7 separate regions of the Mus musculus genome follow, and regions 1, 3, 4, 5, 6 and 7 are each linked to region 2. The links are chromatin loops, found by intact Hi-C in ENCODE. Cell type or tissue: heart. All regions are shown on one strand. Each heading gives the region's core, and the rest is flanking DNA. Links, peaks and the distances in the headings are about the cores only. Region 1 has its middle 60 kb from the start of Gm38563. Region 2 holds the start of Lratd2 (LRAT domain containing 1). Region 3 has its middle 54 kb from the start of 4930402D18Rik. Region 4 has its middle 8.9 kb from the start of A1bg. Region 5 has its middle 13 kb from the start of Gm25875. Region 6 has its middle 11 kb from the start of Gm23835. Region 7 has its middle 58 kb from the start of Gm23835.

What was found. Hi-C counts contacts between places; a loop is a spot of excess contacts. Peaks named below come from ENCODE experiments on the same cell type or tissue, not always from the same donor. Only the 100,000 strongest peaks of a DNase experiment are listed, where the experiment ranks them.
Region 1: it touches region 2 in a loop (5-fold over the local background); 13 of 42 quality-filtered maps call a loop at or near these places.
Region 3: a loop joins it to region 2, with 5 times the contacts of the local background. A loop is called at or near these places in 6 of 42 quality-filtered maps.
Region 4: a loop joins it to region 2, with 2.1 times the contacts of the local background. A loop is called at or near these places in 3 of 42 quality-filtered maps.
Region 5: it touches region 2 in a loop (14-fold over the local background); 12 of 42 quality-filtered maps call a loop at or near these places.
Region 6: a loop joins it to region 2, with 3 times the contacts of the local background. A loop is called at or near these places in 8 of 42 quality-filtered maps.
Region 7: it touches region 2 in a loop (5-fold over the local background); 6 of 42 quality-filtered maps call a loop at or near these places.

What each region holds. Positions count from the first base shown.
Region 1 is chr15:61,094,487-61,098,979 of GRCm38, forward strand. No RefSeq gene overlaps it. Among named protein-coding and RNA genes, the nearest start is that of Gm38563, 60 kb to the right of the region's middle. In heart, for the core only: a CTCF peak has its summit at 2,154 (motif pointing left); no DNase peak of the experiment used is centred there.
Region 2 is chr15:60,820,887-60,825,379 of GRCm38, forward strand. Lratd2 (LRAT domain containing 1) reads right to left here and starts at 4,194. Exons shown (of 2, transcript NM_001162926.1): 1 at 3,628-4,194; 2 at 1-3,105. The coding sequence starts at 3,009. The coding sequence ends at 2,077. It overlaps 9930014A18Rik (RIKEN cDNA 9930014A18 gene), which reads left to right and starts at 2,079. Exons shown (of 3, transcript NR_030696.1): 1 at 2,079-3,897. In heart, for the core only: a CTCF peak has its summit at 2,220; DNase peaks (open chromatin) are centred at 2,195, 2,765, 3,495, 4,065 and 2 weaker places; H3K4me3 peaks cover 3,754 bases; H3K27ac peaks cover 3,405 bases.
Region 3 is chr15:61,004,937-61,009,429 of GRCm38, forward strand. No RefSeq gene overlaps it. Among named protein-coding and RNA genes, the nearest start is that of 4930402D18Rik, 54 kb to the left of the region's middle. In heart, for the core only: no CTCF peak of the experiment used is centred there; DNase peaks (open chromatin) are centred at 1,795 and 2,725.
Region 4 is chr15:60,910,129-60,914,621 of GRCm38, forward strand. No RefSeq gene overlaps it. Among named protein-coding and RNA genes, the nearest start is that of A1bg, 8.9 kb to the right of the region's middle. In heart, for the core only: no CTCF peak of the experiment used is centred there; no DNase peak of the experiment used is centred there.
Region 5 is chr15:60,095,155-60,099,647 of GRCm38, forward strand. No RefSeq gene overlaps it. Among named protein-coding and RNA genes, the nearest start is that of Gm25875, 13 kb to the left of the region's middle. In heart, for the core only: a CTCF peak has its summit at 2,175 (motif pointing right); no DNase peak of the experiment used is centred there.
Region 6 is chr15:60,691,335-60,695,827 of GRCm38, forward strand. No RefSeq gene overlaps it. Among named protein-coding and RNA genes, the nearest start is that of Gm23835, 11 kb to the right of the region's middle. In heart, for the core only: a CTCF peak has its summit at 2,583 (motif pointing right); no DNase peak of the experiment used is centred there; H3K27ac peaks cover 1,700 bases.
Region 7 is chr15:60,760,166-60,764,658 of GRCm38, forward strand. No RefSeq gene overlaps it. Among named protein-coding and RNA genes, the nearest start is that of Gm23835, 58 kb to the left of the region's middle. In heart, for the core only: a CTCF peak has its summit at 2,056 (motif pointing right); no DNase peak of the experiment used is centred there.

The DNA of each region.
Region 1 (4,493 bases), core at 127-4,126, 270 kb after region 2:
TGAGGTAACCCAATCACAAAGGAACTCACACAATATGTACTCACTGATAAGTGGATATTAGCCCAGAAACTTAGGATACCGAAGATATAAGATACAATTTGCGAAACGTATGAAACTCAAGAAGAACAAAGACCAAAGTGTGGACACTTTGCCCCTTCTTAGAATTGGGAATAAAACACCCATGGAAGGAGTTACAGAGACAAAGTTTGGAATTGAGACGAAAGGATGGACCATCTAAAGACTGCCATATCCAGGGATCCATCTCATAATCAGCTTCTAAACGCTGATACCATTGCATACACTAGCAAGATTTTGCTGAAAGGACCCTGATATAGCTCTCTCTTGTGAGACTACGCCGGGGCCTAGCAATCATAGAAGTGGATGCTCACAGTCAGCTATTGGATGGATCACAGGGCCCCCAATGAAGGAGCTAGAGAAAGTAGCCAAGGAGCTAAAGGGATCTGCAACCCTATAGGTGGAACAACATTATGAACTAACCAGTACCCCGGAGCTCTTGTGTCTAGCTGCATATGTATCAAAAGATGGCCTAGTTGGCCATCATTGGAAAGAGAGGCCATTGGACTTGCAAACTTTAAATGTCCCAGTATAGGGGAATGCCAGGTCCAAAAAGTGGGAGTGGGTGGCTAGAGGAGTGGGGGGAGGGTATGGGGGACTTTTGGAATAATATTGGAAATGTAAATGAGGAAAATACCTAATAAAAATATTTTTTTAAAAAAGAAATTTGTCTTCAGTTGTTCATGGTATTTTACTATAATCTATTTTTGTTTCTATAATTTTTACTCTCTATATTTTTTCTCTGGTACGAGGTGCAACCAATACTTTTAAAATCAAAGAGAGAACTCAGGGTCTTCTTGCCTCTGCTTCGCAAGTACTGTTCTTAAGGGGTACACCCTGCTCAGGTCTATCAGGTAAGTCTTGCTTCAGTTATGTGTGTATATGATACATTTGTAAATACCACAAAATATATATTTCTTATTGTGGATGTGGTTAAAAAATATCTGAAACTGGAGTGTGCTAAGCACCAGATTTGTTTTATATGAATGGTCATAACCTGTATTAAAGTTTCATTAATTTCTTCCTCATATTTGGCTGATGGCTACTATTTTTCAAGTATACCTTTAGGTCATGCTTTCTGGAGGAGCCCTTTCTTTTCTTTTTCTTTCTTTTTTGTCTTTTATAAAGTGAATTTATTTATTCACTTTATATCCCAATGTCTGACCCGCTCTCCTCCCAGTACCCCATCATCCCTCCCTCCTCGTGCCCTCACACACCACACCTCTCCTTTTCCCCCTTCCCAGCACATAAAGTCTTTGCAGTACTAAGCACATTCTCTGCTACTGAAGCCAGACAAGTTGGCCATGTTAGGGGAATATGATCCACAGGCACATAGACAACAGTTTCAGAGATAGCCCCTGCTCTAGTTGTTGGGAACCCACATGAAGATCAAGCTGCACATCTGCTACATATGGGCAGGGGAGGGAGTTAGGTTCAGTCCATACTCACTTTTTGGTTGGTTCCTTCTTTTGAACTCCCAAGGGCCCAAGTTAGTGGACTCTGTTGTTCTTCCCGTGGAGTCCCTGAATTTATTATCTGTGGATTCCATTATCCTAACTTTGTCTGGCTTCAGTGAGAGAGAATACACCTAGTCTTACAATGACTGATGTGTGTGTGTGTGTGTGGGGGGGGTTAATACCCAGTGTTGGGGGTCTCCTTTCTCAAAGAAGAAGTGGAGGGGGAACGGAAGGAAGAGCTGTGGAGGGGGGAGTATGGATGGGGAGCAGAGGTGGGCTAATACTGGAGGATAAACTCAATAAATAAATTAATTAAAAAAAAGAAAGATGAAAGCAAGCACCAGAATTCATCATAAAGTCTGCTTTCGAAAATACTCAGACACTATCATAGAGTTAATGTGGGAAAAAAATAAACATTAAAAAGCTACAAAGGCTGTGTTTCATGTGAAGGAAAGCAAAGTTGTCTTCAACACAGTGCTTTTCACAAGATCTTCAGTAAGGGAGGCAGGGGGAAAGACAAGGAGGAGAGCCCATGTATCCTGCTGTGTGCCCACAGGATTCCCTCCCTGTCTTGCAATGCTTACTAAATATGAAAACATTGCTCCATCTAGTGGTTTTTCTTAACACACATTTCTCACAGCTTCCTCTTGTTGGTTATCTTTGACCATACCAGAGAGATGGGAGGCTTTAGTTTCCTAAAGGTTCATGATAAATTTTTGTCCTTCAAGAGTTTCAAAGAATGAATTATTTATAGAGCATAGACATGAATGAAGACTTCCAGACAAAATGGCAAAAAGAAGTGTCCTGAAAAAACTCTTCTGCTACTTCATCTATCTGGAAAATTTTTGGTAGGTTTCACAAGAAATTGTTGTTTGTGAATTCAAAAGAAGACATCTCTAATAGGTAAAATGAGAGAACATGAAGGCACAGTTATGAGCCACAGCTCAAGTAAGAGTAATTCAAGTCAATGGAAACAAACTTCATCAGCTCAGGGTCAGTTTTGATTAATTGGCATTTATATATATTTTTTATGGTTTTCAATTTGCTGCATTTTGAAAGTCTGGTAATTTTTTTTTAATTAGATATCAAACATTGTAAATTTTATCCTCTATCCCCAAATGAGCACATTGAAACCTAATACCAGATGGGAGACTTGTAGTAGTTGGAGCCCTCCTGTAAGCTATCGGTGTCCTTACACATAAGGTATCACACACACACACACACACACACACACACACACCTTGTCCCCCTTTTCAGGCATGTTAACAAAGTACTATTACTGGGTGGTGTCAGGAAGTAGTCTCTTATCACTGAACCAGAGAGAAACTTTGTATTTGACCTTCCAGCCTCTAAAACTATCTCAGATATGTCTCCATGATTATAAGCCTTCTGTTTTATGATAGCCTGAACAGATAAGAAAAAATATTGATGCACTTGCCTATATATATTCTAAAATGTCACTTACCCAGTTCCACTATGTGGAAGTAACTTGATACTTTTGGTTCTCTTTTTAAATTTCCATCACTAGGTAGGTGGTACCTACAGACAGTATTTAGCTTAAGATTCTGACTTCTTTATTCCTACTACCTTTAATTCAGCATGACATTTTCAATTTCATGAGAATAAAGGATACTGCAGAGAGTTTCTGTGGTCGAAATGGCTCTGAATATTTACTACTTATAGATGTTAGATTAGTGTCTTGCTAATAGTAAGTATACGCATTCTAATTGATGCAGTTTGTAGTGTAGGGGTTATTATTATTTTTTACTCTATTTTCAACTTTGGTGACTTCCATTCATACACGATATATCTGACATCCAATTCATAATCCATACCAAAACACTTGGCTGTGTTTGATAATGAGATAGAAAAGCAAACATCCCACAACCAACACACAGAGAGAAAGAGAGGGAGAGGAGAGAGTTGAGAGGGGAGAGGGGTGAGGGGAGAGGGAGGAGGGAGGAGGGAGAGAGGGAGGAGGGAGGAGGGAGAGAGGGAAAGGGAGGAGGGAGAGAGGGAAAGGGAGGAGGGAGAGAGGGAAAGGGAGGAGGGAGAGAGGGAAAGGGAGGAGGGAGAGAGGGAAAGGGAAGAGGGAGAGAGGGAGAGGGAGAGGGAGAAGGAGAGGGAGAGGGAGGGGGAGGAGAGGGAGAGGGAGGGAGGGGGAGGGAGAGGGAGGGAGGGGGAGGGGGAGGGAGAGGGAGGGAGGGAGGGAGGGAGGGAGAGAGAGAGAGAGAGAGAGAGAGAGAGAGAGAGAGAGAAGATGATCACTTTTAACTGTCAACTTGATGCAATCTAGAATCATCTGGGAAGAGAGTCTCTGTGAAGGATTGCCTAGATCAAGTTGGCCTATAGGCACATCTTTTGGGGGAGATCATCTTGATTAAATTAACTGATGTGAGAAGGTTCATCCCAGTTTGAGTGGCCTCATTCCCTAGGTTTGGTCCACAAACTATGAAAAAACTAGAGAAGGTTTCTGCCCTGTTGACTCTCCTGCTGTTGTAAATTATAACCTGGAATTGTGACCTAAAAATAAACCCTTTCTTTCCTAAGTTCCTTTCTTTCCTAGGGTCTCATCAAAGCAACAGAAATGAAACTAGGACATATGTCAAGTCACAGGACCATCATGGGACCTGTAATCATTTTTACTGGAAAAAAGAATATGTAATTGCAAATCAAATACAAAGTACACACCAAGATTAGACAAGGTAAAGAGAACCTTTTTATGCAACATGACCTATGTTCCTTTCACAGATGATAGCAGTCTCTTGTAAAAATGTCAATACACTTTCAAAATTTTTTGGTTTTAATTTTGTGACATTTCAATGAGAATTAAATAACTTGTAATATAAGGTTATTTTAAAATATTAATAAAATTTTGAATTATTACTAGGAAATTTCACAAATTCTGGTTATACTCGAATTTCCATGTTTTCATTAAAAAGATACAGAAGTCAGAGAAGG
Region 2 (4,493 bases), core at 250-4,249:
CAAGGATGGGAGAGCCGGGAGAGTTTGCTATTCCAGAGCTGCTGGTGGACAGCCATTCTGATTCCTCCCCTCCTGCAGTCTACACAGCGGGCATCAATTTCCACTTTCACAAATCTGTTAGACATAGGTTTCCCTAAATAATATCCTCTGTGTTTATTCTCTCTGCTGTTCCATGGACAAGACTATGTAATCAAATACCTATGAGCTCATTAAACAGGGAAATCAGATCCATACTCCTAACTAGAAAATGGTTCTCCTCCAATGTCTGAAACCAAGGCTAGTGTGTAGGTAGCTCATCTTTGACATTCAAAGAACAAGGACTTGCTTGGTAAGCATTATAAAAGCAGAAAGAGCATTTGATGCCTTTATAACTAACGAAACCGTTTCATACTGAGGTACTATGAAGATTTAGGCTTATTAAAAAAAGGGGGGAGGGGGAGTTCAAAGATTCCCCAAGCAAGAAGCCCAACAATGACCGTGGCTTCAGGACACTCAAGTAAGATTTTGTTCCAATCTAAGAACTAGTTCCAGTGTTATAAAAACTGGTGGAAGCAGCAAAGGCCTTTAAGTATGCTCAGTTTTTGAAAGCAGTTGACAGACTGCCTATAAGCCCTCGGCAGTCAAAGGTCTGCCTTCGGTTCAGGCACCAGGCTGTCGCAGTCTTAAAGCCTTGTACTAAAGTGCACGGAAGTTCAGTTGCAGACACAATTGCTACCTCTTCAGCCTGTCCGAATGCCGCCACCACCAACCTACGTTTGGGACTGTCATCAAATCTCTTCTGACAGTACTACATGGGATCTGTGTCTGATGCCACCACCCTTAGTAAAGGGTTCTGAATCGGATGTTCTCCAAGCCACAAAGAAATTGGGTACATATGACAAGACTTTGTACTTTAAACTTCACCCATCATGGATGGCAAAGTAACCCTCACCCTACCACAGCAACTGTCTGTCGAGGAAGGGAGACCAGGGAGAGAAAAACAAAAAGCAAAACGAACCCTAGGTCCAGCTTGGTTTTTAAAGGGTTACTTTCACCACTTAGCAAGGGGACAAGGAGAGATTTAATTCTTTCCAGGGTAGCACTGGTTGATTCCCTAGAGGATACTTTATGGGGTGGCACAAGCCAACCCCATCTGTGACCTGCAGATGAACACGCCAAACAGGTTTAATTAGATCAGAGACACAAAGGGCTATTGCCTCCCCTGATAACAACACCATAGCTCTAAGAGTCCACAACAGCAGGCCAAAAACACAGGAGGCAGAATGGCACCTTAATTGAATCCTTTCCCTGGCTGGCCCTTGACAATGATTTACTTGTAACCGGGGGAAGGAATTGGAGTCTAAGCCAAAGACTCCGCTTAGAGCCAGCTTCCCAAGAGGAGGTACTTGGGGATAGGGAGGGGGAGGTAGTGAAATCCTTTTGTAGCCTGTAGCCTGAGTTTGCTAAAGTATTTGCTGCACTTAATACGGGGCTGTTTGGTTTTGGTCTGCTGATCCCAGATCTTGTAGTTTCAGCAGCCTTGTGCCCCGGGAATCCCATAAAAATAAATCACTCCAGCTTCTAGGATCCCAAGCACAGCTCAGCGGGGGAAGCAGATAAGCAGTTCTCCCAGCAGACCCGAAGCGGCTCCTCCCCAATCCTCTCCGGCCTTTGTACCCTGCATCCTCCAAGCTGAGTGTAGTGAGGGATCCAGAGAGACAGAATGCAGGGCAAATGTGCTCTGAGATTTCCCCCAAGCCTGCTTGTATACGAAGGGTTAAATTTGGTCCCAGATCTGATAGGGTTGAAGCCGCAAGCAAGTTCCCACTTTACCCCACCTGGGAAAGGAAGGTGGACTGAGAGGGCCTGAAGAAAAAGCATCCCATGGCCACCCACCAGCCAATCCTACCTGCTCCCTAAGTCCCCTTCCTCCTCCCCTGTCCAAAGCCTGCAGTACATTTCACCAACTCCGCTTTTTCCAAAAGGCCCAGGAATACTAAATGGGGCCCAAGTGTTGGGGGGGGGAGAAGAGCGGGAGGAAGAGGGCGTGGCTGCAGCAAACAGCTTCCTTTTGTAGCTCTGAGCCCAGTTCAAGTATCAGTGCACGACCGAGTCTCCGTTCTCCTCCTCGGAGCCCGATGCTGGGGGACGCAGGGGGGACGGTGTAGTCCGAGTCGCGTCGCTGTCGCCCTCATCCGGCTCAGCCGGGTGCAGGTGCGTGGCGAGCTCCTGTAGCACCGCCGCGCGTCCGATCTGGTCGTTGCGCCGCTTCTCCATGATCAAGTCCTCCAGGCTCTGGAACTCGAGAGTGTGGCTGCGCTGAGCCGAGAGCTGAATCTGCAAACGGTAGGGCTGCTTGCCGATGCGCAGCTCGCCACCGATCTTGAACTCGCGTTTGCCATAGCGGCACCAGGCCGCAAAGCTCTCGGAGTTGCGCCAGCTGAGCTCGCGCTCCTTGGCGCCCACGTGGGCCAGCGCGTTGCGCACTACAGCGCTAGGGCTCAGTGGCTTGTAGCGATACAGATCGTTGACCACGCGGCCGCGCCGGCCCTGGCTCGCATCGGTCAGGAAGCTGTTGCTCACCTCCAGCCGGTGCAAATGCACCACCTGGAAATTGCCCACGTAGACAGCCCAGTGCGGGTATTGAGCCTGCGATACAAACTCCACCAGGTCACCCGGACTGCACTTGTTGAGCAAGTTCTCCGGTGTGTAGGTGCTCAGAGCCGCCGATCCTGGCGCGAAGCTTTTCTGATAGATGCACTCATCACGATAAAACACCGAGCATTCCACCTCGTGCTGCCGCGGGTCGTAGGGCTGCGGCGGGGGCAGGGGAGGCCGATCCCCGGAGTCGGACAAAGCTCCGCCATCAAGCCCCTGGGGCGGTGGCTGAGGTTCCACATCCTCGTCGTCATTGGAGAAAATATAAGAGACTCCGATGCGGGGCCCATCGTCTCGATCCACGCCGGTCGGGTCGGCCGTGGGAACTTCCTTATAACTTAGGTGGGTCAGTTTTTCCACCTGGTTGCCCATTACGCTGTGGACTCTCGTTCACAAGACTTCAAGAGGAGAAAGCGAAACCACCGTCAGAGTCATTGGCACTGGTGCCCGGGCAGGGGCTAAAGCCACCTGTTGGAAGAGAAGACGAGGGAGATGTTTGTAGGTGCCACTCCAGAAAAAGACGTTTGTTTCTTGAAAAAGAACCGGTAGGGGCCCGAGCACCTGGAGCCATTTTAGGAGAAGTCTGGGGGACGTGCTTCCTCGCGTTTCTACACCACTAAGGTCACGATCACTGGAGACATGGCCACTCCAGCTTTCCCCTTCCTCCAGCTATCACCTGGACCCAGCCAAAGCCATTGCATCAGCAGCTCCGACAGCTTCCGCCCGCGCCCTACCTGCCAACCCTGGGCAGGAGTGGGGGAGGGAAGGAAATAGAAACTTTATTCCAATTTCCTTCTCTTTCCTAACTTCCCCTCCCACTCCGGATCCTAACTAGCCCTTTGACGTCCTTCAATGTCTGCACCCCCAAGAACCTGCTAGGCTACCTTGGCGTGGAGGTGGCAGGTGAGCCTCCGGACTAGACTCACCTGCCGCAAGTCACTGCGGCTCGTCGGCCCCTCCCCCGCGCGCCTGCCCTGGGGTTCAGATTACCTGCGCGGACTCTCTCCCCGAGAGGTAGAAGCCCTAGGGGACCGGGAGGGGCACCCTGCCGCACCCGAGACTTCTAGGGCGAGTTCGCAGGTGTGGGCTCCGCAGTGCCTCCTCTCCCAGCGCAGACCAAGGCGAAGCTGGGCTTCGGGGAAGGACGCATTTCTCCCTCGCCGCCCCCCGCGGTTGTGTAGAGCCCCAAGACTTGAAGATGGGGGGCAATGCCTGTTCACGATCGTTGCTGCACGACCCCTCACGCAGATTTCCAGGAAGGTGGGGCACGAGGAGGGAAGCCGAAGGAGCTAGCTGGGTTTCCCGGGGGCCGCAGCTCCCGCTCGGGCTAGGCGAGCAACAAGCGCCGGAGCGGGAGGGACGGGATTGTAGATCCGGCTCGGGGCTCCCGGGCGGGAGTGCAGCCCGTGGCATTTAAAGAGACAGACGTGGCTCTGAGAGCTCCGGTCTTTCCTGTACCCAGCTTAGTCCCTCGGAGCCCCGCCCCCGCCCCGCCCACTAGGGCTGCTCCGCCCTTCCAGGACCGTGCCCCCTCCGTAGCGGGTTTAAATCGGGCTGGTAAATAGTGTACCTCCCACGGGAGCAGGCTTCCTCTACCGCCCTGAGCCCCCTTGCCTTTCTGTTATGCTGAGTTGGGGTTCTGAGAAGTTGGAAGCAAGACGCCACCTGCCAGTATAGAAATGCAAGTGGTGAAATGTTGGTCTTTCTTCCTCTTCTCCTTCCATTTCTTCTTAGATGGAGTATCTAAAGAAAGAGAGACAGACTTTTCTTATCAGAACGTTTTTATAACCTAAAGTAGTCTGTGCTGCAACAGTTCAAGAAACACATCAGCTAAAACCTGTTTCCAGAGCAAGTAA
Region 3 (4,493 bases), core at 237-4,236, 180 kb after region 2:
CTCTGCCTTGTGAACAATGGGCCAGAGTGTTAAGCAGGTGTTCTCTGGAACACAGAAAGGATCTCAGAGTGAATGGTGCATCTTGTCTCCAAACCCCAGGCTCTGTGCCATTAGCAGGCTGCTCCCTGAGGCATTAAGCCATTTAGTTTATAACCTAAAAGGTATCACAGCTATGGGAGGAACAGACTTGTCAAACTTAACCTTAGAAGGTGAGAGAATCAGTCAAACTTTAGATTTGCCATGTTGAATCGCGAAAAGGATGGCAATTGCTGATCATGCTGTCTGGTACTATTGCCAAATGTCACAACCAGACAAGAGTTCCATTCAAATGTCTCAAATATCAAATAGAGAAAGAGGCTGACCCTATCAGAAGCTGGGGCTGGGAATAAGCTCTGTTCTTATCCGCCCACAGTGCCCATGGTTATTGATATCAAAGGCACCATACAACTGGTGCTGCAGCATCTCAGCTGCAGAGCTCATGTGCTGACACCACTTATAACAAATATAATTCCTCACACACCATCCACACTGCAGGAAACCAACATTCAAAACAACAGATCAAATGCATCGCATGTTTATAGCTATACAGCTTTTACCTGAGCACAAAGAAAATTTCACCACATAATACCGATGAGAACCAAGTTTTATTTCTGCTTATTTCTGGGTTCATTTTCTGAGAATACAAAAGAAAGGAATAAACAGACAGACAGGCAGATGGATAGATAGATAGATAGATAGATAGATAGATAGATATTAAGTTCATTCTCTTTCATCAAGGATAGTGATTACAGAAAATCCAATCCAAAAGTTAATAACAATTCATTGCTACAGCCTATAGTGCTCATTCTCTCAGCAATGGTACATTAATGGTACCTTTTCTATGCAAATACCTTTGAGGATACAGATATGAATAGAATAGAGATTGTGCCTTTGAGAATTCCAGACTGCAAAGGAGAGGGAGAGATGTACTCAAATGCTGCTAATCCAAATGAAATCATCATCATGGAAGACATAGGAATAAAACTGTGGCCTTTGTGGTAAACTTTGCATTTAAAAGGCTGTGCATAGCTTTTGGGGTTTCAACTCTTCAAAATCAATGTCCTGGCTAGGCTATCGCTGAATATATTATCACTCTGAAGATTAAATTCTTATGTGTAAAATTATCCTCAAAATGTCTATTTGATCGTCTTAGACTTAAAGGGCATAGTGCATACAGATTTCTTCACAGACATCTAGGAAGTGTTGTTATTATGAAGAATAAAGGTAAGGTCTAAGTCTCTTACTTAGCCAAGGAGCTCTGGACTTTGATAGCTTCTTAGAGGAGAATTGACTTTGTATAAGTGTGTAGTCCCTAGTAAGTTGGCCTCACTCTGGTGGAAGACCACACGTCCAAAAATTGGTCTTGATAGGTCTAATAAAAATAAAGGGATAAAGTCACATAGTTCAGGTGGGTAGGGAAGGGGTTGGTGGGGTTGGATCAGGGAAGAGTTGGACAATGGGGTTAATACTATCAAACAGAATTCTCAAAGGATTCAAAAAATATTTTTAAACAACTTGTCACCTGTTGTTTAATTATGGAAAAGATGAGTTTTCTGTCTTCACATGGTTGGTTATAGAACAAATGTAGAATAATGTGAACAAAACATCCAGGTTTTGAATGTTCATAAGCAGGTTTGTTTGAAAATAGTACACGTGTTTGTTTTCACATTGCCCGCAGCTGCTGCAGACTGACAGAGGGCTGGGTGGAGTAGCTACAGCAGAGACCAGATCATGTGTTCCTCATAGCCAAGAGCGGTCACCCTTTCACTCTTCACAGGGAAAGCTTGCCAGTAACTGGTTGAGAATGTCTTTTGCAGGCGATGGGATTACAAAGAAGAATTTTGAGTAGGAAGGCACTGACAGAGATGTTTACAAAACTAAACTTGCAGCTGAATTCCTGACAGGAAGATCAAGAGTCTATAAATTCTCAGATGAAAGAGATAAGACTGGCTAAGAGGGAAACAGAGGGAATTTTATAAGGAAATTATTCTGGCTAGCCTGTAACCTTATTTAGGCATTTTAATACAATTAATTATTTTCTTTTTTTTTATACACAGTATTGGTTTTTATGAGGATATTTTTCTTTGAGGTAGGGTATTTATAGGTAGTATATTATGGCCCAAAGATGTCCTTGAAATTCTAATCCTCCAGCCTCTACCTTTCAAACGTTAAGATGAGATGCAAGCACCCACTGTGCTCACTTTACTATTTTGGGAATTGGATACAGGGTTTTAGGCATGCCAGGTAAGCACTCTCCCAACTGAACCCTCTCCTTTGCCCCATTATGATGCTTTTAGATAAGAATATAATCTATTGTCACCACATCACCCTCATCACTCTTTACCCTTACTAATATATACCAATTGAAATGAATGTAAATGAAAATTATATTTTATATTTTATAGGATCTTTCATTCATCGAAGATTGGCTGAGCATCTACTGAGGGAAGGAGGGAGGGAAAGGTTTCATTGTGTTGCTTGCTTGTTTTTCTGCACTATGCTCAAAGCTGGACTTGGTCCTAATGGGTTTAGTGGCCCAGCTGAGAATATCAGAGACAGGAACTGGGGCGGGGGGAGGGGGGATATTCCGAAATGTGAATTTCCTGGCTTGTTTCCTTCAGTATAACAAACTAGAGTTGATTTCTGGACAGCCCTGCTGTCTCAGGTAGCCACGCCCCACCTTTCCTCCCATGGAACAAAAATCTCTTTGTGTAGATAGGATGTTTATCTCTACAGCCATGGATTGAGCTTAGATGGGAAGTAAATATTTTTGGAATCAAGATCTGAACTTAAGGGAGGCCAGTACCTAGTCAGCTTCCCTTTGTCCCAGTGTTAAATATTTTAGACACCAGATACTGAGGCAGCATTATTTACAGACCATTATCAGTGGCAGCCAGAAGAAATTAGAGAAGCCTTATCAGGCACAGGTGCTTTGTTTATGACTAGTCATTTGAGAAGTTATAATTGCTTTCTGTACTTCTGGCAGGTTCTCAGTGTTGTTTTCCAATGAACAAATACCAATAATGCCAAGTTGGACTAAATGGCACATCAATATTTATCATTATACAGATATTTTTATTGTGTATTCATAGCTTAGTTGACTCATTTAAGGCAACTGGTTTTTCTATGAATGACATTGAATGTGTTGGGTATTTCTGATTTCCTGGACTTCAAATGTTGATTCAATTGTTCTAAGTCTTCTGCTTTCTATTTTAGGTGACTTGATTATTTATTTATTTATTTATTTATTTTGTATTATTGTTGTTGCTGGGCATAGAGGTTGTCATGTACATTTTGGGTATATAAACTTACTATATTTCAAGGAAATTTTAGAATGGCCTGGTGATAGGAAGTGGTTTTCCTCTCTTGCAGAAATTAGTCAATTGTTTTATCAGTTATTTAGCTGATTCAGTGCTGGCCCAGCAACCATCAGCCATTCAACTAATAACAAATGTAATGACCTATTGTTTGCCTACCCAGTCTCCAGCTTTCTCCCTTTCTCCTCATATAAGGCCCAATTGTCTGTTCCCACATACATCTTTTACCTGCTCAATTTATAGAAAAGATTGTTTTTTATTGCTTTTAGCATGCTTGTGCATGATATACAGGAGCAACTCAACTAAAACTTTGTACAAGTTGACCCATTTTGCTTGAAGGGAAGGATATATAGCCCATGTTTAGGAGAAGAGGAGGTCTTTCCTCATACTAGGCAGAAACAAAGACACATTGGGTTCAGATAGTCACTGTCGTCATCTTGGGGTGAACCCTGGGTGATGTAGATAGGGGATGCTTCTGCTGTTGACAGTGAAGAGAACTGGGTTCTTGTGTGACATCTGGAAGGAGGTGGGCCACTGCCTGCTTTCCATCCATAGGGTCTGAGTAGGAACCTCTTTCTATCCTTTGTAATGAAACCAGACTATGGGATTTCAAGCCTCAAAACTTAGCTTGCTCAGGAGATGACTCGTAGGATTTTGTAAGATTTCAAGAGAATGTTCAGATATCATAGCAATAGCCATATTGTGGCTCCTGTATTATTCAATATAATTTTAGACCCAAATAGGCATTTTATCTCCTTTGGCAGTTTCCATTTTGCTTTGCTTTTCTATTAATTTCTATGTTGGCTTACACACTTTTACCTGATTAGAGAGTAGTAGGGGGTTAGCATCAAGTTTCAGAAATAAACATGTCCCTTTCTTTCTAAGCCTTTTTTTTCCTTTTTAACCCTCTCCTATTATTTAAACTGAGATAGAAATCTGGGCAAGGAGGCAACATGGTTTGTCTAGGGGAAAAGACATGGTATTAGGAAAAGGCAGGTTGTATATTTTGCTGTTTGTCAGTGAGAATATTTTCACTTATCATCATTGATAAATAAAACTCATTTAGCATTCATTTGATAAAGCAATGAAGTTGGAAGCTAGGATCCAGTTTTATACGGTTTTGTTCTGTTTGGTCAG
Region 4 (4,493 bases), core at 202-4,201, 89 kb after region 2:
GAAGATTCCGGGTTCAATCACCAAGATTATTATAATATTTTAATTCCAGCACTAGAACATACAATAGTATATATTATTTGGTAATGGCACCCATTAATATTTATCTGTAAAAATCTGCCATCATTAGAGTGTTTGTCTGCCTGCTTTGGCTTCTGATAGAGTAGAGACATCTAGTATGCACCATTTGCCTTTGGTTTCCCTGTGCTCGGGAACAGCCTGCTTACAGAGCCCTGTTCATAGTAGTAAAGGGAGACAGGTGAGTTACATAAATACAACCAGAGTCTTCTTACTCTGCCTCTACCATCACGGAATCAGTTACTTACTGATTCTAGAAAAATCAGGGTGTGCCAAATCTAGGAAAAGAGAAAATGGCAGTGCTAAAGAGCAGAACAAAGGCTGCATGCCTGAACAGGAGTCTAAGGAGGACTTGGGATTGGAGGAAGACTGTCTGAGCAGCACACCAATTACGGAACATCAGAAAGGAAGACCCAGCCCTCTAAATCATGAAAATACAGGAGGCTCCTACCCAGAAATGACCATGAAGATCAATCCTGCCTTCAGCAAAGAACCACCTTGTCACTCTCTGCTTTCATTTCTGCCATTGCTGACCTGTATGGCTCATGGCTGTGGACATATGCCTAGGAGTTTGGTCCAGGAGTTCCAGTTGGTGGTGTTATACCAGAATAAGCAAATCAAGAACTGTCTTAGGCCGAGCCTTTGAAATCTGTAAAGATGGATTAGAAAATGCACATGATTCCTCTCAGATTCTAGTAAAAGAATTTATAGCCTCTTAAGATCTCCCAGAGAGAAAAGTCACATCAGAATGAATGAAATGCCACTGTACAGGCGGAGGGGTCATAAGCACAGCTCAGGGGCATCAACAAACTTTATCAAGCATTTTCTCCTGGCTCTATTATAATCTTGTCCCTCATGGTTTTCTTCCAGCATCCTGTCAAATTACCATTCAGATCAACTGACTAATTGAGTCTGAAAAGGGAATGGAAAGATAGCTATATCAAGGATACATTTTCTGTTGATGGATGAGGCTGGAGTTGTAGAGAGAGGTAGATAGGAAAATCAGGCTTTAACCTAATTACAGCATATCTGATTTATTTCCCACCTTAATTTTGTTTATTTTGTTTTTATTCAAAATATAACATAGCTCCTTGAGTTGGGCGAGTAATGACTTTTTTTTTTTTTTTTTTTTTTTTTTTGTCTTTTAGCAACAGATCATTTGTGAGCCGAGGTTATAAATAGGAGGTTAGATTCTGAGTCATTGTTTTCCCTGTTCATAATAGGGGTCTCCTGGGATGAGCTGAGTTACTTTTTTTTTCCAGGTAGAGACAATTAATGTCTAATTATTCACTGGCTGTTATGCTAGAGATTTTTAGTTTTAGGAAAACACAATGGCTTCCTTTTGTGATGTATTCCTGGAAAACTGCTCATCAATAAAGTGGAACTGTCAACATTCCCAAACAGTCATGTGATTGATTGCAGTTTTGATTGCTTTTGTGATTTATTTGTTCAACAAATATGCATTGATTGTCTGCTAACACAATATAAGGTATTAGAGCATCCAGGTTTTTTAGATGCAGCTCTGAGTCTTAGAATAAGAGGAGTATAGAGTCAGGGCGAAATTCAGTCCCCTGGTTGATTTGTTCTGGGGATAGATCATTTTTGTTTGCTTACTTATTCAACTCACTGATCCAACATTAATGCAGTTGCTGATCACACTGGGGTTTTCCACGAAGGTAATAAATAGTTCAGTTGTCACCCTTCATTAAGAAGACTGAGACACAAAGATCATCAGTCACATTCCTGGGAGCAGAGACACAGAACTGAGTTTTCTTCTAGTCACTGTACTTGCAAGGACCACATTTAGGCTCCATATTGGCAACAGCCCATTATAAATATGCCAGAGTGCTGCCACCTAGATGTGACCATGGACAAGCTAGGGATGAGATACTTATTATTTAAGGAAAGAATGTAGGATATGGGTGTCCTAGAAAGATTGTCTACATGCAACACTATCATGTTGAGGACCTCTGCAGAGGGCATTTTCCATTAAAGAAACAGAAATCACTTACATTTTTTAGAGAAATGTGTGTGACTGGACAGTCTGGGTTAGGAGCAATGATATGCCTTCTCAAAAGACATGCCTTTACCTCCAGGATTTTCTGACAGAAGAAACACTCTTCTGAAGTTTATATGTGTCTTAGTCAGGGTTTCTATTCCTGCACAAACATCATGACCAAGAAGCAAGTTGGGGAGGAAAGGGTTTATTCAACTTACAATTCTATACTGCTGTTTATCACCAAGGAAGTCAGGACTGGAACTCAAGCAGGTCAGGAAGCAGGAGCTGATGCAGAGGCCATGAAGGGATGTTACTTACTGGCTTGCTTACCCTGGCTTGCTCAGCCTGCTCTCTTATAGAACCCAGGATACCAGCCCAGAGATGGTCCCACCCACAAGGGGCCCTTCCTCCTTGATCACTAATTGAGAAAATGCCTTACAGTTGGATCTCATGGAGGCATTTCCTCAACTGAAGCTCCTTTCTCTGTGATAACTCCAGCTGTGTCAAGTTGACACAAAACTAGCCAGTACAATATGTCAGAGTGTTTTTTTTGTTTGTTTGTTTGTTTGTTTGTTTGTTTGTTTGTTTGTTTGTTTTTTGTATTACAGAGAGGAGTTTACCCCCACCCCCATGTCACATCATGCCCACCTCATAGCAAGGGCCAGAACTTTTGAGATTGTTTTGCCAAGTGGAACATTCTAGAGTCAGGTTCTGACTTCATCATAGGAACATTCAGAATGAGGCTAAGCCTAGGTACCAGATCTTCCTTCTGACCTGCCCAGAATGAGGCCTGATAATGTACCATATCTCTCTGGGTTGCAAGTCAAGGTTTACAAATATACAAATTGAAATATCTCAACATGAGAGAAGAGAGCCTGGAAGAAGTTGCCAGCCCTGTCACTTCCCTGAACGGCAAAATGTGGTCTCTCACTTCCTTAATCCACATTCATTCCTCGGGCCCTCCTGTCTCTTATATGTATGTCTATGTTTGTGTGTTTTGTCACTAGCCCTTTGCAATGGCATGTGGCACTCTCAGTTTGAAACTGCCAGCTCTTTAGAAAACTACCCTTAGATTCTGCATGGGATTTGCTTGAGTTAACTATAAAGAACCCGTAGATCTCATCTGTACTTGAACAAAGGTTTCATGAATTCTCCTGGAAGATACATAGACATGCCCATTTCCTTTATATTGGACACCAGCTGCCATCAGACATGTCTCCCTCCAAGCATAGCTCCTGAACCAATGAGTGTGTGGGGACTGAGCATGGGGAGTGTGTATAGGAATGAGCATTCGTGAACTGTTCTGGGCACATCAGTGACTCAGTAAGGACTGTGTCATTGAAAAGCTCCCAATTGATATGAGTGACAACTCAAAGAGCTGTGATTTCTTTTGAGTCCCAGATCCATCAACCTTTAATTGTCTCTTTAGCACTGTTCATGCAGTTGGAATAGGAGAATAGTGGCTGGAGTCCCTGGTGAGAGAGATGTCTGTGTTCTGCGGTACAACAGAATATTACTAGGGCTGATGAAGTGGTCTTTTGATAAGGTCTTGCCTCTGATCACACTAACTCTGACTTCAAGCCAGCAGCAGTCATGACATGCCTAGAGGATGGAATCTTGCCAACAATTTCACTGATGGGATTGCATCTCACCATCTTTCTAAACCCGTCAGGGTGAACAATGGAAAATACATATTTTGGTATGTATGACCTGCTATGGAGGTCATGAAATTGTATGTTTTATTACCAATCCTGGATGTTACTTCACAAAATGCGCTGAGAGAAAGGGCAGTGAAGTTGAGTAGCTGACTGCACACACCATGTCTTGGCACAGGGCTGGATCCTAAGTTCCAGAGAAAGAGCTAAGAACGATTCCAACCATCACACTAGCTTAGGAAACCCAGTGACTTTCTGATCCTGTCTCTTGGGGCACTTGTTAAAATGAAAGTGACAGAGTGGAACTTCTTGAGTTGTTATGACCTTGGGTAACTGTACTTATACGCAAAGACAGACTTGATTAAGGGTTAAAACCTTACCAGAGCTTACTGGCCTCTTCTAGCCCAGGGTGACTTGGCTCCAGGAAGAAGTAATGAAGCTTTGCTCTTCATCAAACACCATGGTGGAGCAGCTTCTCTTCAGCCCTAGTTCAGAAATAGAGCACTTCTCTGACACACCCAGTCCATTGTTTTCCAGGATTTGGAACAGCATTACTTAGCTTGAGCAAGCACTGGGACTATGCTAAGTATTATTAACTGTTCTTTCTTTCAGGGGATGGGTGGTACCTCTGTCCCTTTCTGGCTCCTTAAGATGACCACTATTCTTCCAATTTTGCCTCTAGCAAGCTTGGATCAGTGCACCGTGGTCTGTCCCAAGCCACTCCTTGGTAGGGTCATTGTCAGGACCTCTCCAACCATATGGGG
Region 5 (4,493 bases), core at 228-4,227, 730 kb before region 2:
AAATGTAACGATAATAATAATAAAACAGGCTTAGTGCACAGAGGCAGAAACAGACAAACAACTTAAAGAAAATCCCCCCCAGGAAGCTTATATATTTCCTAGAGAACATTTGTTTTCTGGTCTAGTGTCTGGATGGGAGATTGCTTTGGGTAGTTTTGAAATCCTGGATCCTGAAGTCATGTCTTCCACCAGTAGTGGCTGAGAGCATCTCTACTGTATCAGAGCTCCTGATGTCCATTATTGTGTTTGACTTGACTTTCTAAATAGTAGTTAGTTCATTACGAACAAGACAGGAATCAGAAGGCAGAGGTTATTTTTATTTATTTACTTCTTCTTTCCATATGTCCTTGATAGCCGAATGCAGGTATGCTCCAAGGAGGAACCTTGTAATTGGTTATCCAAGTGGTCAGACCTCAAATTGCATACAGTAAATAGACCAGTTTGCACTTACAGATTTAGGTGTGTGTGTGTGTGTGTGTGTGTGTGTGTGTGTGTGTGTGTGTAACAATAGCAATAAAATAAGAGGCTGTCATTTTGAGAGGGAGCAAGGATAAGTACATCAGAGGAACTGGAAGGAGAAAATAAAAGGGGGAGATTATGAGATTTTAATTAAAAATATAAAAATAATTAAGAGCTGCTGTTGGTAAAATAATTTACTTTTTAAACCTGTGTTGTGACATAGTTTTAATCCATTGTCAGGACTGAACTGGACAGTCAACAAGCTTCCCCATTTATCCATTCCTCAGTGAATTCTTTCCACATACTTATGATGTTGTGAATAATTTGTCTCTACCACAGTCTTAATACCCATGGCATTCAAAATGGAGTACAATCAAATCAATTTTGCCCCACCTGTTAACATGTTGCTAAGTTATGATTTTGGGAATATTATAATGTGGGTGAGGGAAAACCCCATTTACTCGGTTAATATTCCAGATTTATCTGTTTCTGCCTTTGTCTGAGTAAATTTCCTCCATTCACAGCATAAAATCCTGAGGAGGTGAGATTATCATTTACACTTGGAGATGAGGAAACAGGAGCTTTGGGAGTAGTTGGAGGAGATTCTATAACATTTCACAGCTCATGGTGGTGGAGTTAGCACCCGAGCCAGGGTCTGTCTGGCCACAGTTACAGTTCTTGCAGCTCTCCACACATTTAAAACCCTGAAAAAGCAGGCTGGTGTGAAGTGTGCAACCCACACTTCATATTTAGCATCCAGATTCCTTTTCCACGGAGTCTTAAGTATTCATCGCAGCAGTTTGGCCAAGACTTGGAAATGAAGATATTAATTCGGTCTCTGAGGAAAACATTCATAGCATCACAGCCTATTTTCTTCATGAAGAAATAAGGTTACTATCATCTCATTACCTCTTATTATGAAGTGTGTAGAAAGGGTGTGCGCCTGCTCACATCCATGTGTGTTTTGTTTCCTGTATGCACACATGCAATCCCTGTCTTGAAAAAATGAAATCTCATTTTCTGAAGATACCTGTTTAAAAAGTTAAGCGTCGAACTTCTTTCCCAGTTATTTATTGGTTTGTTTGCGAGCCTTAAGTGCAGAGCCGGATTCACAATTCTCCTACCTTAGTGTCTCCAATGCAGGGACTATTGGTGCACACCACCAACCACATCTTGCTTGCTATGCAGTTTCCCTCCCCCCTTCCTTCTCTTCCCTCTCCTCCCTCCTCTTTCCCTCCTCCTTCTTGAGACAGAGCTTTAGTATGTAGCCTAAGTTGGCTTTGAACTCATTATGCTTCCCAGGCTAGACTTGAAATCACAGAAATCTTCCTGCCTCAGTTTTCCTGGTGGTGCCATGCTACATTGACCAAGACAACCAACTCCTCTAGCTACTATCTTCCCATATGGGAATTTCACTGAGGACGGTGTGATGCATCTTATATCATTTTTCTCAAGGAGCTGAAGATTTAGGAATGGATCTTGCAGAATCTGTACTTTGTCCTTGAGTTCCCTGCCTTTTTCTGACCATTGTCATTTTCCGTCCTTTGGGGATAGATAAATCATCAGCCTGCCACTCATTCCTACAGCACTTGGAATATTCTCTTCCTCAGAGATTATTCATTTTTCTAAAACGTCAGAAATGACATGCCTGGGCTTTGCATATATTCTGAGAGCTTGTCTGAAGGAAGCTGTACTATCTGTCACTGCAGAGTGGCCACCAGGTGGCAGCCCGAGAACCCGCATGGTGATTGATTTTGTCTAGGGTGTTTACTTACATGGGGAAAACAGGGTCAGGTGTCTGCCAGGGTGATGATGGCTGTGGAGGGCTAACAGTGCAGGAAACTACTTCTTGATGGTGTTTAAAAAGCACTAGCAACATCACTCTTCCATGTCAGGCTTTTCAGGACAATTTGTCCTACACAGGAAGATTAAACCCCATTTGGTTAGAGGAAACAACAACAACAAAAAAACGGGGTTAGTGCAGGGAGATACCTTCCTATTATTCAAAGCCACTGGTTCTCAACCTTTATTGTATATTATTAGAATATCCTGGGAAAACATTTAAATCATTCTGTGGGGCAGTGTCCCAGAGATTTATTTTTAAATACTCCAGGCGATTCCAAAGTGTGTTGAGCGATGATAAGAATCATCTCTTCAGGTCTTTCAATTTGTTTATTCATTTGCTTGCCATTTACCACATAATTCCTCATGTCAGCTGTGAGCAAGGCAATGGTGATGGTGTAAAATGTAGATTCTTTTGTCACCTCCTTAGACCTTGCAAGTTACTTATTCAATTCAATGGAAGTCAATTCAGCAAACATGTATCAAGTTCCTATTATACAACAGGTTCTACAGTAGGCACCAAAGAAGAAGAGGCAATAGAAATTTCTATGGGTCAGTGTTTGGAGTTCAGTGTGTGACATGTACAGCTGATTATCATATGGGTGGGGTGTGGTATCAGTTGTGCTTTAGTTCATAATAACTTTACACAATAACACAGAGCATTTTCCTCACCCAGTAATTTTTCAGGCTGATGAGCAACTAGCTTCAATTACCTGAAGAAATATCCATGGTGTATAAACAAGAAGCAGAATGAGTCCTGATACTCAGAGGTCCATGGGTTCCAAGGTTAATATCTCTTCCACATTAAGCATTAGGCTCAGGCAAGGAGAATGATCCATTTCATTTCAGAAGTGGAGCTATTCGTCCCAGGATATATTTGTGCATTTCTCCTGAACAGTCCTCTTTCTTGAGCAATGAGGGGATGACCATTTCTGTGTATGCATCTCCAAGAAACCCTTTTCATTCAGCCCAAGGTCTTTTCTGCTACTGGATTTATGTACATAAAAAATAAATGCCTTTTAAAACTACAGTCCTCTGCTTCCACCGAAATGCAAATCTAAAACTCTGTGGATGCCTTTTGTTTTGAAGAGAACCCTGATAAACATGTAATTCTGTGGGCAAATGAGCTTGTTATCAGTTTCTGTCAGTCATAGGGAGATTAATTAGGGGACCAGATATTAGCCCAAATGTATATTAAAGAAGCCAGACAAGTCTCATTTTCAGAGGGCTCCGTTCTGTCATCTAACAGAGTATGAAACTAAATGCCATATGGATGAGGACTGGTGAACAGAAGAGTTAGTGCTGGGCACATTTTAAGAATTAACCTATGGTTGGATAGGAGAGTTGGCTCTTAAGAAAATGTAGGTGATGCACAAAAATGTGGGTCTTGTGTAAAAAAGAAAAAAGCACAAGGAGGTGTTCCAAGGTTCCTTCTTTTCCAACCTGACCCGTGGCGTTTCTACTGTACAGAAAACTCTGATGTAGAAAATCTCAACTTGGGCTATGGAAATAGGGAGTTTGCAAAGCAGCAGCTTCCAGTCCTTCCACATTTTAATGGTCATCCATATCAGGGTGAGTTACTTTCAGCCTTGGCCTGCCATTGTCTTTGGGGCTAAACAGAATCGGTGCAACACTACTTCCTTGAATATATGCCTGCTTGTATTTTGTTCAGGAAGATGACATCAGGAGCGTGGAGTACAGTCACCTGAATTTAGCAATAAGTTGCCTCAGATGAACATTCCTGATGTTACTTAGCCATTCTTGATTATTTTTATGCCTCTGAGACTTTTATCATATTGTCTCTGGTCACTGGACTTGGCTCACTCAGACAGGGCAAAACAGCTGATTGATGCAGAAAATCATCCATGATTGTATGAGCAATGGGCTGTGAGCGAGGGAGATTTTCACCTAGATTTCTCCCATGAACATTGGTTTTAACTTTTATGTTTGTAATGTCAACTCAGTTGTGTCCAGAGAAGAAGAAAAGTCCCGTACAACCTGCCCCCATTCTATTTCTCAACCTTGTGTTGAGCTTGACCCCTCATTGTTTACATCTGAATCATGCTCAGATATTGGGGGTTTTCCAAATGCATTTTTATGATGATTTTTAAGCCTCTGTGAAAGTTACGTCAGGAAACTAGGCACTTCCACTCTCCCCTGACATCTCTGCCACCCATTGTGACTGCTTCTTG
Region 6 (4,493 bases), core at 357-4,356, 130 kb before region 2:
TGATATGGGAGAGGGCTGGGAGTGAGAACAACAAGAGATGAGGGGCATCTATCTCTAGGAGTAGCTGAAGACCTGGGACAGGGGAGGCTCTGGCAAGTCTATGGATGTAACCCTAGCTGAGATTTCTACTAGTGCGGCACTTGGGAACTAAAGTTACCACCCTCTGTGGATAAAAATGGAGCAGAGATTGAGGGAATGGTCAAGTGATAACTGGCCCAACTTGAGTCATACCCCATGTAAAAGAACTAATCCCTGATACTATTAATGATACTCTACTATGCTTACAGACAGGAACCTAGCATAATGGTCTCCTGAGAGGTATCATCCAGCAAGGGATTCAAACAGAAGAGGAGACTTATACCCAAACATGAGGCAGAGCTCGGTGAGTCTTGTGGAAGAGTGGGGAATAGACTTGAGTGAAACAGAGGAGTGAAGGACACCGCAAGAAGACCTACAAAGTCAACTAACCTGGGCTCACGTGGGCTCACAGAGACTAATCTAACAATCAAAGAGCATACAGGGGTTGTACCTACCCTCCCCCCACCCCAACACACACGTTTGTAGCAGATATTCAGCTTGGTCTTCATGTGGGTCACCTAATAATTGGAGTGGAGGCTGTCTCTGACTCTGTTGCCTGCCATTGGATCCCTTTCCCCTAACTGGACTGTCTGGTTGGGCCCTAGTGGGAGAGGATGTGCTTAGTCCTACTATGACTGGATGTGCCAGAGTTGGGTGGTACCCAAGGGGGCTTCCCCTTCTCTGAGGAAAAGGGGAGAGGGTAATGGTGGAGGGGCTTGTAAGGGTGGGATTGGGAGGAAAGAAACAACAGGGAGGCCTTGATAGGAATGGAAAGTGAACAAATAAATAAATTGTTAAAAACCCTCCAGTGTTCTGAAGCACGGGAAAGACTTCTCAGCTCTCCCTGCTCTACCCATCCCCCACTCCCTCAGCTCCCACTCCAAGCTCTGCTCTGAGGAGCCACCAAAGCAAATTCCATTGCGCTCATTTAGCAGTAGTGGCCTGATTTAACATGACCTCAAGTTAAATTGCTTTCACTAATGCAAACTTAATTGGGGTTCTTTTAATCCCTAGAAGTGATTCTCTTGTTTGGGCCTAGAGTCGGCTCCAATAGGAACATGGTGGTTGCTGGTGGAGGATTTAAAGTGGTGGCTTCTTAGAGAATTTCAGGAATGCAGCAATGCTGTGAGTCCACTGTAGACACCAGCTAGTGGCTTTGAACTATCTCCTCAGAAATGTTTAAAAAAAAAAAAAAACTAAAAAATAAAACACAGTTTCATGTTATCATATCTATTCCCTTTGGGGCCAGGAAATTCTCAGACTGCACTTTCTCCAATAAAAATATTTGGGGGATAAAGCAGATGAGATTGCAACCAGAAAAGACAGAAGCTGGAGTCTCATTCCTAAAATAACTCTTAAAATTCAGCTCTAAATTTCTCTGTCAAGCTCAGGGTACATGAGGTGAAACTACAAAATAGGCCTGCTTCAGTGTGACTTCCAAATATGGTGATAGCTGGCTTGTGTTTTTTGTGAATAATCACAAAAATACCCTCCTCATCTATAAGCAGGAAGACAGACAGAGACCTCATTCCTCCCCCAGTAGCTGTGGTAGAAGCCTGTCATCAGATCCAGCTCCTCTAACGGGAGCTGTTTCAAAAGAGCAAGAGAAAGAAACCTAGTGTCTGGCCTGCCCAATCTTCTCCCTGCCACATCCTGTCACTCTCATACTGGTTCTGCATAACTTGTCAATTAGTGCACGTCCACTGCAGACTGGTTGATACAGTTCACTGATAAGAATACTAATAAGTCAGAGAAGGTTAGCCAATTTGGCTCCAAACCAGTATGCCCAGACCTAGCTTCAGCCTTAATTTAGCCAAAGCCAGCTCTTCTCCCCAGCCCTCTCTAAGTAAAGTGTTTCTATGGGCCTGGTCCACTATCCTCTTTGTAGAATCTTTTTGATCTTTCCAAACTAAGCTTCAGCTGAATTGTCCTCATCCATGCTGATCCATCGCCTGTGCTTCGTGTCAATCAGCACTGCTTTTGATCTTGGACTCTCAATGCACAGTGACCCTTTCTCTACTCCACAGAAATCAGCTTGGTACGCCAAATGTCTGTGATGGCTATTCTCATAGCCGTCTCAATAGATCTCCTTTTGTACTAAACCTGTTCATCAGAAGGAAGTCATTCAGTGATTCCCTCCCCCACACCCACTGGGACAGGAGCTCTTTCAAGACCCATGTCATGGTCTCCAGTGTAAGGAAAGTCTGGGGCACTTTAGAAGCAGCAATTTGATCCTCATAGCAGCAATCTCAGGACCAGCCCTGCCCAATCCAGAAAGCAATTGAGGAAAGGTGGGAATCAGGTGAGAATCCTTTCCTTTGTGTCATCTCCTGGCAACATGTTTGGTCCTCAGCCCTTGGGGCACTGATCTTGGACACATTGTTTAGGACAAGACACTGAGAAGAACAGCACACGGTAGACAATTTGTGTCTCCCTTTGTGTTTTCTAGCCTGGTCTGGAAGCCAAACAATTAGGAACAAGGCTACAAGAACTTGACAAATGGCCAGCAGAGGGCGACTCTGGAAACAGGTGAATATGGATAGACAGGAGGATCCAGGCCTGGGCTGCTGCCCTAGCACACCAGCCCTCAAATGAACAACTCTGGAGGTGTCAGGGTTAGTCCAGCTGCTGCAGTGAGCGTCAGAACTTTGCATTCATCTCAGGAAATTGATCTGATGTGCAAAAGGTCCTTCACCGTGTTTATTCAGCTGCCCTTACCTGTCAACCCTCACCCCATCCTCTAGTCAAACAAATCAATCAGAAACATCAGTTGCTAGAGGAACACAAATACAGGCAGCACTGGGATTGGGCCTAGAGGGCTGAGTTCTTTTTCTGCTGCTCTGGGTTACAAACACATTCCAAAAATATAACTCTGCCCACACCATGGCAAAGCTGCCTTTGATAAAACACACAGTGTACGGTATACAATGTTGACACATAACAGATGGAACTTTGAATTTTTGAAATGTGCTCTCCGTAAAGGGGAACTAGACACGATACATTAAATTCTTGGTTAGAATGTAGACTCTTCCCTATATGACCAAAACAGTCAACACAGGAATCCTGTTTTTTCACTCTTTTATGTGTCCCCATGTCCTTCTGTGACTAATAGTCCCCAGAATTCACTTTTCTCACTGACCAAGTAAAACTGAGTTTATTGGTCATATGTATCTCCCATCTGGCTGAGAAACAGCGGTACAGGATGGTACGACGGTGTGAACATCCAAGACCTGCGGGCAATATGGTAGTGGGTTCAGCGATGGTGCAAAAGCTATTGATGGAAGCAAGTGGACAGTTTCCCTTAGCCTCCTTACATAAAGCTATAGGCTAAGTGAAAAAGGTGGGTGTGCTATAACAAGCAGGCTTTAAGACAAGCTCCAACTGACCACAGCCTGTAAACCCTTCCTAAGTGGATCACAAAAATGCTCCTTCTAAGCTCACCTGGAACTGCAGATAGGCATTTTTAAAGAGTTCAAATAAATTCAGGATGTTCTTGGGGGCGGAGATGTCCACCCCCACAGGCTTCTGTTTCCATGATGGCACCCGTGCTCTGCCAGATTGTACTCTACACTGAGAGCTGCAGGTTCAGCACTGCCATGATAACCCCAAATTGTGTTATTGGGTTGTAATAGATGTGACTGGCACTTGCTCAGTTTCATATTTAATCCATGCCAACACTTGACTTTCTTTTGTTCTGGAAGAAAAATATAAGGAAAGGTAGGGAGGAAAACGCTGTCAGGGAAGCAGGTCTTAGAATCACCTGGCCTTTGATTTCATCCAGAGAGCGTCTTCAGATTCTTGAATTGATAGCAGGTAAAGAGGACCTTGGAAGGAGGAAATGAATATTATCTTGACTGTCTCAATATCTTATCAAGGCCTTCCTATTCTAAAAGGCTTCTTGGAACAGGAAGACGTTGAAGGGGCTTTTCTGGCTCAAGAAAGCTAATGCATGTTGTGTTTTTGTGTCCATGTTAGCAAGTCCATTGGTTCCATCCTTGTTTGGTTCAGGCTGGTGAGACTTTACAGGTGTAACTTCTGACATTTCTAGAAGACACAGTCTCACAGAGAACTCCTTAATCCTCCATCTCTTAGAACCTCTGTCATCACTCCCAGTGATTCCTGGCCTTCAGGTACTGGAGCACTTGAAGATAAATGGAGCAGGGAGAACTAGACTCCACACCTCTGCAGTTTGATGAGTTGTAGTTTTCATAAATGGTCTCTGTCTGTTCCAAAAGGAAGATTTCTTTATTGGAGAGGACTACACTCATCTGTAGATATAAGGACAAATATTTAGAATGTAATTAGGGACTATGATGATATAGCAAAATGGTAGCTGCAGGTTCGCCTTCAAGATCGATGACTTCACTAGCTTTGGGTAGCTGGCATAATTTCCATTCCAGGCATAATGTATTAGG
Region 7 (4,493 bases), core at 260-4,259, 61 kb before region 2:
AGTGACATCTATTTTTAGAAAGCTTCTTCGTCTAGCTTCTCGCAAGCCCACTGCAGCTTACCCTGTGAGGCCTACCTCCCACCTCAGCTCAGCCTACCACACTTAGGCCAGCCCAACCTCCTTCTGTCAGCACATCTTTGATGACAGCTGCCAAGCCAGCTCTGCCAATTTCCTGCAGTGCCACGTGATTTAATGTAACCAATCCCATCCAGTCTAGTACTGTGCCTCAAATGGATGCTGTGAGGCCTGCAACCTACAGAGCATCATCGCACAGTTCACTGCAGAGACTTGTTTCTGCTGCCAGGAACAAGACAGCATCACTTCACAATTCCCAAACCCAATATCTGCTGCAAGGACTTCAGCTGCCAGCCAGTTTCATGGAGGAAAGTTGACATTCTGGGGTCAGTCATCTCACTGTCCATCACAAAAGAGCAGAGGCCACAGAGGTAGGCCCATAAAGAGGCCGACTCAACTGGAGGAAGAGAATGCTGGCAAGTATACCTGTCCTGGGAAACTGCAGCTTTTCCTTCCGAGGGAGGAGAAGGATATAGAAATGATTTCAGATTATGGCTATGCAATGTAAGAGCTGGCCAGATCTTTGTAACAAAGTGCTTCTTTGACATGTACAACCAGAGCTATAGACACAGATGTAGATGTATCCACGTGTAGGGCTTCAACAGTTGTACTAATGCATAAATAAGTAAGTATATAGGTAGATAGATGAATATATAGATGTTTGTGTTTACATAAATGAACACATAAATTTTCTATAATATTTTTAAATATTTGAAGACAGTAAAACTTGACTGGAGAACTAAAAGGGGGGGGCTGACTCTAAGAGCCCACAGAGATGACATTTCAGAGCAAGTGTAGAGAATCTTGTTCATCAGACTGATGTCTCTTCACCCCTGGTACTATGGTTTTCTTGTACAGGAATTTTTGTTGATATGGTGGTTTATAAGTAGTTTCGTAGTATGTTAGCAAGCAGATGAAAAGTGGTGGTATCACATGCCTGTTCTTTAACAAGTTTTAACCTACATTCTCCAGTTTCTGGTCCAGTTTCAACCACTACCACATAGATACTACAGGCATCTCATCTCTACAGAGGGCTGACCCCAAATAGAGTCTGTGGGAACGACAAGCCATGTTGTCTTCTTACTTAAAACTCCCATGTATGCATTCCCTTCCGTTGTCCTCTTTTCTGGTTCCTTCTTGATTTTTAAAATGCAAGACTTCCTTGATTTCTCAGTTAGATGTTTTTACTTTCCATTAGCAACATGGGAGGTAAAACACAGCCCATTTAAACGGAGGCCCACTCCCTTATTTGGCATCTACTAATTCCTGTAACTTCAGTAATTAGTTCATTGTCTGTCTGTGTTGGGCTGTGCTAAGAGCTGTTGAGGGAGGGCATTCTTGACACTTGGTGACCTATCACTGTTCTCTACAGAACTGCAGAGCAGGTAGTCGGTGGTTTGTGATTATTTTCCAAATGAAGAAAATAAATGCATTTGTACCACAGAAAAGAAATCATTTATCCTACTCCTTCTTTTAAATGGGCCAGGTTTTGTTGGGTTTGTTTGTTTGTTTGTTGTATGGTTTTTGTCACCTACAGATTCTCCTCTAAGCATCTTGTGGATTTTGAACTTGCAAGTATAGAAACAACACACTGAAGTCTGTGGTGTTCACTGTTTGTTAGTAAGATGTAGAATAAAAGGAACTCAAGGTCAGAAATAATAAAAAACAAACAAACAAACAAACAAAGACCTCGAGGTAGGGTGGAGATGCCTGTCTGAGTTAGGCTGTGAGAGGCCCACTGCTGTAGTAGATACACAAGGAAATGGTAGAGACTGAAATAAAACGAATAATTTCATTCACACAAAGTTTTCTTTACTCAGCTAAAATGTGTCCCTCAGCCATGTCAGAGACCAACCCTACCATCTCCCACAGAAAGTTCCAAATGACAAAAGGTGGAAGTGTCAGTTAGAATTGGGATAAGTTGTGTTGCTCAGAGGTACTGGGACAGAGGAACACAATCAATAGTCACTGAACTTTAGAATCTAGCCAGCAGAGGGTGGAAGAGAGAGGACTTGACCCAGGATGCTAAGTCTCGGTCATCAGGATAAATCTCCTCTTGTTCCATCCCATTTTTAGATTAGTTGTCTAGCTCCAGCTGACTGCAAGTGAGTCTGGGAAATGGAGTCTAACTATGTGACCAGGATCAAGGGAAAAACACCTTTAAGGAACACTTGACTACTTCAACTACAAAAAATGAGGGAGGAGAAATATTTTTTAAAAACTGGTGCGATTCCTAGGCAAGGCTTAAAGAAAGAGAGGAATGTGAGAGAAGAAAGGAAACAGCAGAATGGTGTTTGAAGGAGTTAGTGGTGGTGAGTATTCTGTGGCCTCCACTCTATTGTGTCTAAAAATAACTCTGATCCATTCCCCCTTTCAGTAATGATGGTCCATGAGTGGGCATATTGAGAAAGAATGAGAACAAAGCTAACATGTGGGCTGCAGAAGGGATAATTTTGAAAATGTGCATACTCCTTTCCATTATTATTCCACTTGTCAGAATATGACTGACATTTCTTTTGGATTATTGCTTCCATGGCAGATTCTCAGCATTTCTCCCAAAATATCAGTCTCCTTTCAAAGGGAATGTTACCAATTGAAGACCCTAGTTAGCAACACAGCCAAGACTAAGACCCTGCTTATACATGTAATTGTGACATGTTTTACAAATTGAGTGAAATATGAGACAAGAAGAATGGGGGTCCTAAACAGCTCAGGAACTGGCAAAGAATCTTCTTTTCATCGCCTGTCTACTGCACACTCACCCTGTCTCACTAAATCCCCACTAAGTCCTCAGGAAGGTGAATGTTTGTCCATTTATAGATAAGGAAGCAGAATTACCTGGAAGACATAGATAGGACTAAGAATCCAAACTGCTGATAATATCAAGAAAAACAACCAAATCACTTCTTTTACTGTGCCCTGGAGAAGACACAGAACATCACCTAAGTTACTTTGACCTTGGAGGCAAGCAAACTGTGGGTGAGAACCAAGCAGGACTATTGGAGGATGGGGAACACAAAGTAAGTAGGGAAGGTAAATGATTTAATCTTGTGCTTCTTAGCTGTCGTACACTAAGGCTGATGTTTACTCATAAGCATTCTGACAAGTCTAAAATCTCCCTCTTCTCTCCCTGTGTTTATCTCAAGCCTATCTGTCTATCACTTATAACCCAACTGATTCTTGGTTGCAAATTTGCCTTACATGGACCCCTAAAAACTTCTAAAAGAGAGCTTATATTTTGTAACCTTTACATCCTATTTCAAGCCCTTGACAACTCTCCTGGTTTGCCAGGAACTGGCCCAATTTTAGCTCTCAGAATCATCCATCCAGGATAGTCCTCACTCTTGGAGAAGTCAAGATACTGTCTCGTTATAATAGTTCTGAAATCTTTATGTTCCTACATCTTGTAAGAGATGCTCTTCTTTACCCTGAAAAGAGAATGATTGACAGTACGTACTCTCTAGATTGAGTGAAGAAAATGAAATAAAAGGAGAACCTGACTCCTAAAGTGTGGGGAAGATTTTTATTGGGGATATAATGGAGAATGCAGGTGGAGAGAAGAATCTAGGCTAAACAGAACCAGGAAACTAAACCAGACAACTCCAAAGGGGTGGGGGAGCACAAGAGAGGAGCTGCCCACTAAAAGCAGCCACCTCAAAAGAGATCAAGAAACCAGGATAACCAAAATAGCTGAGTTGTATATGGATCAGGCTAGGGGAAGGAACAGAGAACCCTGGTCCCTGGGAGGAGAAGTTTAGCATAGGGGCAGGGTGTGAAGTGTTAAGTGAGACTTGTCCTGGGTTTGAGACTTAACAGATGTTACCTTTCCTCCCAATAGGTCAAAGCCAATCACACTAGGAGTTGATGCTGTTGTCAGGAGTAAGGATCCATCATGTCAGTGGGCTGTTATCACCCACAAAAGCATGATGGGGTGGAGGGATCACCTTTAATAAGTTACGTAAGAAACTCAAAAAAGACTAGATACCCTTAGAAATTATCATGTTCTCCGCTTGTCTTCACTGCTCCTAAGACAAGAGGATGAAGGAAAACCAGGAGCAGAAGCTGAAATGAGATGCATTGGACTGAGCTGGGGCAATATTCATTCTCAAGAGCTGTGAAGCCATGAATACTGTGGATCATAACCCTAGACTGTTAACTCAAATGAGGCACCAAAGTAAATTAGCTGCAGAAATGTCAGAGTCTGAAAGCAAGACCAAACTAGTGAGACACACGTAGGGGAAAGCTCACTGGGGTCAAATCTGAACTTTAAGAGAAAGACAAAAAAATATAACCATTACCTCACAATCTTAAATTCTCATTTTAGGGTTTTATTTCTTTAGCCGACCACCTATAATAAAGCTTGAATGACCCTGTTTCTTATGTTAGGGAGCTGAAATCGAGCATCAGAGTGGATGGCA